Linked DNA regions of Mus musculus: region 2 is linked to region 1. A link is a loop called in an ENCODE intact Hi-C map of the cell type or tissue named here. Cell type or tissue: heart. All regions are shown on one strand. Each heading gives the region's core, and the rest is flanking DNA. Links, peaks and the distances in the headings are about the cores only. Region 1 holds the start of Afap1l2 (actin filament associated protein 1-like 2). Region 2 overlaps Afap1l2 (actin filament associated protein 1-like 2).

Evidence for each region. Hi-C counts contacts between places; a loop is a spot of excess contacts. Peaks named below come from ENCODE experiments on the same cell type or tissue, not always from the same donor. Only the 100,000 strongest peaks of a DNase experiment are listed, where the experiment ranks them.
Region 2: a loop joins it to region 1, with 2.1 times the contacts of the local background. A loop is called at or near these places in 6 of 42 quality-filtered maps.

Annotation. Positions count from the first base shown.
Region 1 is chr19:57,006,898-57,011,278 of GRCm38, reverse strand. It overlaps Afap1l2 (actin filament associated protein 1-like 2), which reads left to right and starts at 2,704. Exons shown (of 19, transcript NM_001177797.1): 1 at 2,704-3,128. The coding sequence starts at 3,113. In heart, for the core only: CTCF peaks have their summits at 2,628 and 3,730 (motif pointing right); DNase peaks (open chromatin) are centred at 2,628, 2,818 and 3,748; H3K4me3 peaks cover 1,477 bases; H3K27ac peaks cover 1,830 bases; H3K27me3 peaks cover 2,974 bases.
Region 2 is chr19:56,938,760-56,943,140 of GRCm38, reverse strand. The region is part of intron 4 of Afap1l2 (actin filament associated protein 1-like 2); the gene reads left to right. Among named protein-coding and RNA genes, the nearest start is that of Gm38597, 37 kb to the left of the region's middle. In heart, for the core only: no CTCF peak of the experiment used is centred there; DNase peaks (open chromatin) are centred at 2,400 and 3,240; H3K27ac peaks cover 636 bases.

The sequences.
Region 1 (4,381 bases), core at 319-4,318:
TGTTGTCAGAAGCCTGCTGTAAGGTGACTGCCTGGCCCCTGCCCACCTCTGACGGTGAGCAAGTTACTTAAGTACTTAAGATTGACACTGAAACAGAGAGGCCTCCTGAATTGCCGTGCACATAATGAGGGTATGGTTTATAAAGCAACACCTTCCACTGGACACCCCCTCCTGGGCCCCTCAGTTAGAGAAGCCTCTTTGTGGTTGGGGAAAAACAAGCAAAACCCCAAACTCCTGACAATGTAGCACTTGGGAGGCAGAGGCGGGCGGATCAGGAGTTAAGGTGATCCTTAGCTACATAGTAAGTATAAGGCCAACCAGGTTACATGAGACTCTGTCTCAAATGCAAGACAAGACATCTTTGTTGCTAATAATTAGTTTAGGACTTACAATAACACTCCCTTACTTGTGATTTTATTTTTAACAGTTTTATTAAACTCTCTGCAATCTGAAGATATTGGATAGAAAATTCCAGAAATATGTAATTCACAGGTTCAAACAATCTTGCCATTCTGAGTAGCTCGATGAATTCCTGTGATCAGACTCTGTCCCGCTCAGGCCCTGTATTGTCCTCTCTCTTCACCATGTCCGTGGAGTATAAGCTTTTCTCTGTGGCTGGCTTGGTTAGCACACTAAATATCAATGGTGTTTGATATAGGATTCAGCACTGTTCTTGGTTCCAGGTGTCTGACAGAAACTCAGTGCCTTTCCTTTGTGAAAGTTACAAAGTTGCCAAGGGCAGAGAGGTTCAACAACACCCAGGAGACCACAGGGAGGGCTGGCTGCCTGGAGTTCCTCTTGGTAGTTCTGCCATTTCAGTTTTGTTCTGGAAAAGGGTTGTGAATTGCAGGTTTAGATCGACTTGAACTGCATTTTTAATATTTTGTATGTCTGGAGAGGATTCAGGGAAGCTATAACCAGTTTGGAGACAAGGAAGGGTTAATGAACTTGGCAAGACACGGACGAGAGCCTTGCTGGCCTAGAAGGGGGTGCCATGCTTTCTTGAAGGGCAGAAACAGGTGTCAGAGGATTTGGGGGAACAGCACTGCCCAGTTAATGTCACAGGAAAGCCTGAGGTAAAGGCTGTGAGGGAAGTAGGATTTGGAGTCAGGAAACCTGGGCTCTGCCTGGTTTGTGTCCTGACTCTGTAAAATTACACAAGTCTCACTTCTTTGTGTGCTCGTTTGTAGAGTGGAGACCCTTTAACCCTAGGGGTGTCAGCCAGGGCCAAGCTTTCTTCAGCCTTCAGTGTGAAGGTTAGCTCGGAAGCCCTGCTGAGTGGGGCCTGACCTGCTCACTCAGCTTCAGCAGGCAGGGCAGGAGTCTGGCCAAAAGTGACCAGTGACCACAGACTTGAGGCTTCTTTTCCAATACTGAGCATTTCAAAGAAAACCCAGGGCTCCACTGAGAGTAGTCTGGAACCACCACAGAACGGAGGGTGTGTGCCCTGCTGGGCCATTTGCAAGAGGAAGAAAGGGGTAGGAATGAGAACACTAAGGCAGAAACACAGCTGCTCGACTGTTTGAGGGCTACTGTACAGGAGGCCAGCGGAATACCTCTTCCTACCCTGATTCTCTTGGGAGATGCCCATTCTTGCTGCCAACTGTGTGTGTGTGTGTGTGTGTGTGTGTGTGTGTGTGTGTGTGTGTGTACTTGCATGTGTGTTCATGTGCATGTGGCATGTGGAGGTCTCTGACCTACACACATAAGACTTGGAAGTAGGCATCCCTAGGGCTCCTCCCATGTGACTTTGTCCACCCCCTTCCCCCTAAACTTGTTTATACTACAGGAGACAGACAGCGACCTGCTACCTCAGGGTGAATGGGCAAACTGAAAGGCTGGGGTTTTGCAGCCCTGAGCGAGGCTCCTGGCTGGCTAGGAGGGCTCTGTTCACGTGAGCTGCTGCTCTAACTAGGAAAAGTGTTTGTGCAGATCGCTGGGCGGAAGATCTGCAGAGATCAAAGCTGACTCTGCTGCTCCAAGGAAGCATGAAGGGGGCTCTCGGAAAACAACAAACCTTCCCTAAGTGTATATTCCGGGCCTTTGTCGAGAGTCCAAGCATGGTTTAAAAAGTGAAATCCGAAAGTTTAAAAGAAAACGTAGCCGGGCGTGGCGGCGCACGCCTTTAATCGCAGCACTTGGGAGGCAGAGGCAGGCGGATTTCTGAGTTCGAGGCCAGCCTGGTCTACAAAGTGAGTTCCAGGACAACCAGGGCTATACAGAGAAACCCTGTCTCGAAAAACCAAAAACAAACAAACAAAACAAACAAAAACCCCATAATCTTTGGAGAGGATTTAGGAATTTGGAAGGATTGGAGGGAATCAAAAGAAAAGGATTAAATGTGTTCCGAGGTGAAAATAACCTCGGACAGGTGCCATCTTTTCTTGAAGACCAGGCTTGCTGAGGAGGCTCCAGACACTGTAATCCTCCTCAGGAAAGCCTAGGCTAAGACGCCCATAAAATCTGGGCTCAGGCAGCAGGCTACAAGGAGGTCATTTCCTGTGCTCTAAAGTGTGCACGATGTACAGGTGCCAGGCAAGGTGGACTGAAAGCCGGCCCCCAGCGGCTTCTAAATTCAAGGAGCTAATCCAGGAGGGCCCAGGATGTGGGCGCACTGGCTTGATGGATCAAGCAGGAGGCGCTCTAGGTCCGTCTCCACCTCCCCGCTGGCCCTCAGTCTCCTCCTCCCGGCATTGGGTTCGCAGTCTCAACACTGGAGAAAACAGATCTTGGTGGAGACCTACGGGAGCTCGCTGTTCCCGGAGTCTTCCCCGGGCTTTGAGGACGTCCCAGGCTCTTTCTTTCGCGCCGCCGCCCTCGGGCCAACTTGGAGGAAGTGATCTGCGTTCGGGACGGGGAGCCCAGTGCGGGGTGCGTGAGGACCAGAGCGCTGATTGTCCTGACCGGCTGTGGAGATCCCTGGCGGGGTCCAGGGCGGCTCGGGTGGAGTCAGGATCGGAGGGCTAGGGGCGCGGCGGCCACTCCGGGAGGTCGGGCGGCGAGCGTGACTTCACTGGGAGGGGCCAGCGCTCAGCGGGGGCGCGGAGCCCAGCGCGGAGTCCAGCGCGGAGAACTCAGCGCGGAGCCGATAGCAGCGCACACCGTGCCCGGGATGGAGCGCTACAAAGGTGAGGGCGCAGGGCGCACCTACTTGCTCCGGGTATCCCGGACTCAGGTGTCCAGAACGGACAGTCTACGCCCAAGGGACCGCAGCCCTAGAGAGGGCGACCGAGGAGTCACGAACAGGGCGGTGGGCTTCTGGGCGTAGAATGCCGTCCGTGCTATTTGATACTCCTGGGCCCCTGGGGCAGAGGTCTCTGCTTGGAGGTCAAAGTGAGGCTTCTCACCTGTTGGAGAACCGAGGGTGTGTCCTGAGCCATCCCGTCACCCCCAGTTTCAGTTTGCCTTGGGGAAAAGATGTCTACAGTCGAGGGGGGCCCTAGTAAGGTCTCAACAGTAAGGGGCTGCTGGGGGCAAAGGGGCGAGTTGTAGGGCTCTTTCTATGGATGCTGCCTTGTTGAGGGGCTTCTTGCAGATTCCCGGAAAAGTCTTGTCCGGTAGCAGAAAAAACTCCTAATGTGGTGGGGTGGCGTGCTATTCTGTTCTTGACAAGGTCCGTCTCTCTACCACTTTGTAACCTGCCTCGCCATGCCCTTTGCGGATCCTGCACCCCAAAGCTGCGTGGGGGGGGTGTGAGTTAGGAGCCCAGTGGACTGCCCAGCAGGTGGAGCGCCCGTAGGCGTCCTGGCAGCTGAGCGAGCTTGGATTTGGCTCTGGCCAGGGATCTTGGCCAAACCATGGTGGGAGGGCCGGTCCGGATATGCCCGAAGGGTTTTGGAGCCCCAGGGCTGGAATCCAGAAACCTCAGATAGTAGGTCCTTTGAAAAGGGGGTTCAAGGTGCTGCCCCTGAGGCAGATGCGTCGGTGCGCCCCTACATGCCTCCCTCTGGGAAAAGGGTCTTGTACTCGCTCTTTTTAGGGGTTGTCTAAGTTAAGCCTGCAAGGGGAAATTCTGCCTCTGCACTTATTTTCCCATGGGAGGGTAATAAGGCAAACGCTCAGGTTGCCAAGGAATCTCGATCTCCCTCTATGGTTTCTTATTTATGGAACTCACATAAGGGAACTGTGCGGGCAGGCTTTAGTTTCCTAACGTAGTCTTTTTAGTGACTCACCTGTGAATGCAGGGTCAGGGCTCTGGAGTCAGCGGGGTAGGGGAGGAGCGCCAGGAGAAATCACTTAGCCTCTCTCCCCCGTCTATCCGGGAGGTCTTGTCTTAGTTCTGATGGAATCTGGTCAGTTTGTGAGGGAAAGGCTGAAGTTGCCCTCATGCAGTCTCGAATATTGGCGGCCACAGCCCCTCTCTTGGTAGAAGAGAGGCGGC
Region 2 (4,381 bases), core at 269-4,268, 68 kb after region 1:
GAGGCAGGAGGATCTCCATGAGTTTAAAGCTGGCCTGAGCGACATGGTAAGTTCCAGGTCAGCGTGGCCTAACAGTGAGACGTTACCTCAAATACACAGAAGAGAAAAAGGAATGTGTACCACGCTGTACCTCATACTTGAAGCCCACTAGAAGGTCATGGAAAGCTTAGAAATAGACTTCCTGTTCCAAACATGGTCCCCAGGCTTCACTCCCCACCAACAGCGGCTGTGCAGCCTCCTCAGACTGGGTTTTCACTCACTGCCCCCCTGCCGCTGGGGTGGGTTCTGCCTCAGGGTCTTTGTACTTTCTGGGCTACTGGCTTGCCCTCTTCTCCTGACCTGGATGATGATGCGGCCACTTACTCCTGCTCTGCCTCTGTTGAGCTGCTGTCCCTTGCCGCTTCTGACATAGCTGTTTCGTTGTTCATCTCCTTCATCAGATATAAGCTCCAAAGGATAGGAGTAGCAACTTTCACCAACCACCTCATACCCCGTGTACCAAGCAGGCCGTAGAGAGCTCACTTTGTAGACCAGGCTGGCCTCAAACTCCGCTTGAGTGCTGAGATGAAAGGCTTGGCCACCACACCCAGTTTGTTTCTTGGTGTTTAAGTGACAGCGATGTTGGCATCTGTCTGACCAGATGGTCACGTTCAATGGGTTACGCTTATAAAAAAAAAAAAAAACGCTGTCTCTGCCACACTAAGGCAAGCTTTGGTGAGATGAGTCACAGTGTTTACATTTTGGTTATATTAGGCTTCTGTTGCTGTGGTTGACACTGGAATCAAAGGTGACTTGGCGAGGAAAGAGTTTATTTCAGTTCCATCACTGAGGAAAGTCAAGGCAACAACTTAAAGCAGAAGTCTAGAGGCGGGGACTGAAGCAGAAGCCAGGAGAAGTGTTGCTTACTGGCTTTCTCCTCCTGATTTGTCCAGTATTGCTAACCTACACCATCTAAGGCCACATGCCCAGGGTGGCACCTCCAACAATGGCCCCGGGCCCTCCTACATCAAGCACTAATCAAGAAAATACCCTACATACGTGACTACAGGCATATCTTACAAAAACATCTTCTCAATTGTTGTCCCCTCTTTTTTTTTTTTTCCCCTCAAGACAGAGTTCCTCTGTGTAGCCCCTGGCTGTCCTGGAACTCACTTTGTAGACCAGGCTGGCCTCGAACTCAGAAATCCACCTGCCTCTGCCTCCCGAGTGCTGGGATTAAAGGTGAGTGCCACCACGCCCGGCCCTGTTGTTCCCTCTTTTAAGATAACTCTTGAGCCGGGCATGGTGGCTCAAGAACACCCAGCCGGAACAATGTGGCAGAAGCCCATTGTCTTAGTCTGGAAGTGACAATATCAAGACTTGATCCCAGGCTCTTTTCCCCCTAAGGAGGCTTCCTAGAAAGACCCAAGGCCACATCATATGAGGTTCAAGGAGGGTCTTTACCTCAGAATGGCTTTGAACCAGCCTCCAAGGACAGCAGGGGTACACACTACCACCATGTGGGACGCAGGTGTAGTTCATGAGTAGTTCATGGGTCAGTGTCTCATGCTTGAAGTCCCCTTAACTGGCAGCTGGTGGGACCTTCGATGTCAGGTGAAGTGACTATTGGCAGGCTGATCCTTCCTCTCTGGGTATCCATGCCGTGCTCCTGATGGCCTCTTCCTGAACTTCTACCCCACTCTACACAAGGGACAGGTGACTCTGTCACCATCTCAGAGTGTTAAGAGAGGCCTGGCCTAAGTGGACGTCCAGGAGGCAGAGAGGACAGATGTCAACACAGGCTTCTTGCTGGCCCTAAGCAGAGTGGGGGACTTTGCTCCTCCCAGCTCCTCCCCACCTCACTCTCACCCCAGTACTTTGGGGGTCTGGGAGAGACACTTTCCTGGCACTCCCCTATCTGGCTGTCACCAGCAGCAGTGGGTGGTTCTGGGTAGAACAGTGTGGTTCTACGATAAGCTCTCCTAGGCATAGCTCACTGTGATTTTGCTGATGTGAAATGCCACCTGCCAAGCCAGATACTCCTGGGTCAACGCAAGGAGGGATGATATATTCAATAGGCAGAGTTCTCCTGGCACTGAGTCTTAACTATTCCAGAAATCTGTGTCTCATAAACACAGTGTAGAGAGCAGAGAGCCTGGGCTTTGGTCATAGTTCTAAAGAATCCAGTCCAGTGAACCCCGAAGCCTCTGGGATTCACGGCATTCCCCAGCATGAAGATTGAAGGGTCTCCGTATGAGGGCAAAGGGCAGGGTAGACGTGGTCCTCTCCTGCTTCATCCTTCCTACTCTGTCTGTGATGGGGCGGCTCGGGCCTGTCTGAGCGGAAGTCGGTGCTCGAGATGGAGACATTGTCACCGCCCAGGAATAGTTCAGTCTCAGGAGCCTTTCCGAGGCGTGGTAATTGTCCTGTGGACAGACTCCAGGCCTGGGGACCATTCCAGCAGCACCAGCTGACATTACAGTACAGGGCCCTCCCTCTACCAGATGGACTTTCTTTGCTAGAAGGGTATGACATGTCTAAGGCCTTCCAAGATTTTTCCTAGGCACCCGCTACTGCCCTCCAATGATTCCAGATGTGGTGTGAGGAAGGGTGGTCTCTGCTCCCCAGGCCCTCTCTTCCCCACCCGCACATGCATGCCCATGCTCGGGCCCCTCAGGCCTTCCTACTCTGCCCAAAGCAGTAAAAGTCTTAGTCCAGTGTTTCCAGAGGAGCAGGGTCAGGTGGATCAGGACGAGGAAACACAAGAGTCATGGCTGCCTATGCCTCCCAGGAAGACCTCATGGCAGTTCCATCCAGCCTTCCTCAGACAGAGATTCCCTCCTCCCTCTCCTGACTCTACATGATCAGTGTGCTATGGGGAAACCTTCACCCAAATGCTGGACCCCTAATGCCTGTGTCTGGGCCAGGATGGTGGTCCTTGTCCTGGCCTTGGGATGCTCGTCAGCTCATCCCTAACTCATCTCTGGTGGCGAGGTCCTTACTGTAGTCCCCACAGTCAGAACAGGTCCATCCAGCCGTGGAGGGCAGCCAAGGATCTGGAGCAAACTTGTGGGTGTGGACAGTGACTCACAGCTTAAGTCTTTCCAGGCTGCAGGCTGCACAGCCAGGTGCTGCGGTCACTGCAAGAGAAGCAGATGTCCGCTGGCCACTGTACCATCTTGGCAAGCGCCACCCCTCCCCCACACACCTCCTGAGGCCTGACCGTGACATTAGCACTGATCTCAATGGAGCTTCCTGGTAGGGAAGCAGCTGACATGGCATTTTCGCGGTCAGTGTGGCCCCAGAGTTTTCCACAGTGGGTTGTTCCCCAGGGAAGTTTGCATGACTGCCTTGGGTCATCTAGGACCATGGAGCTTAGGAGTGAGTAGCTGAGATAAGAGACCCCAAGGGGCCACAGATTCCTAAAATATTTGCTGGCTGGCCCTTTGGAGAACAAGCAGAACTGTGGCTCTTGGTAAACCCTGCAGCTCACAGTGGCTTCTTCCTTGTCTCCCCCTCTGATGATAGCTGGTTATTTCAGCACTGAAATCCAGTCTCCTGCATCTTTGGTTAATGATTTTACCGTCTTCGGGTTACTGTTGCTGTGAAGAGACACTGTGAACCAGAAAGCAAGTTGAGGAGGAAAGGATTTATTTGGCTTATACTTCCATATTTCTGTTCACCATTGAAAGAAGTCAGGATGGGAACTTAAACAGGGCAGGAACCTGGAGGCAGGAGCTGATGCAGAGGCCATGGAGGGGTGCTGCTTATGGGCTTGCTCATCATGGCTTGCTCAGCCTGCTTTCTTACAGCACCCAGAACCAACAGCCCAGGGAAAGCACCACTCACAGTGGGCTGGGGCCTCCCCCACTGATCACTAATAAGAAAATGCCATATAGCTGGGGTCTTATGGAGGCATTGTCTCAGCGGAGAGTCCCTCCTCTCAGATAACTCTAGCTTGTGTCAAGTTGATGTAAAACCATCCAGGACAATCACAATCTTCGCATCTTGATGCTGGTGCTTAACACAGTGGACCTTATGGTGCTGATACTGAACAGAGTGGTTCTTCTTCCTTAGTCCTAAGACGTTAGCATCTCTGTCCTTCGGTATCTAATGGTAAGTCGCTGTGTCTGGGATTATAGGACATACACATGGGACTTTGATGTTTTTATATATTTTTTGTAACATTTTTTTTAATTAGATATTTTCCTCATTTACATTTCCAATGCTATCCCAAAAGTCCCCTATACCCACCCCCACAATCCCCTACCCACCCACTCCCCCTTTTTGGCCCTGGTGTTCCCCTGTACTGGGGCATATAAAGTTTGCAAGTCCACATGGCCTCTCTTTCCAGTGATGGCCGACTAGGCTATCTTTTGATACATATGCAGCTAGAGACAAG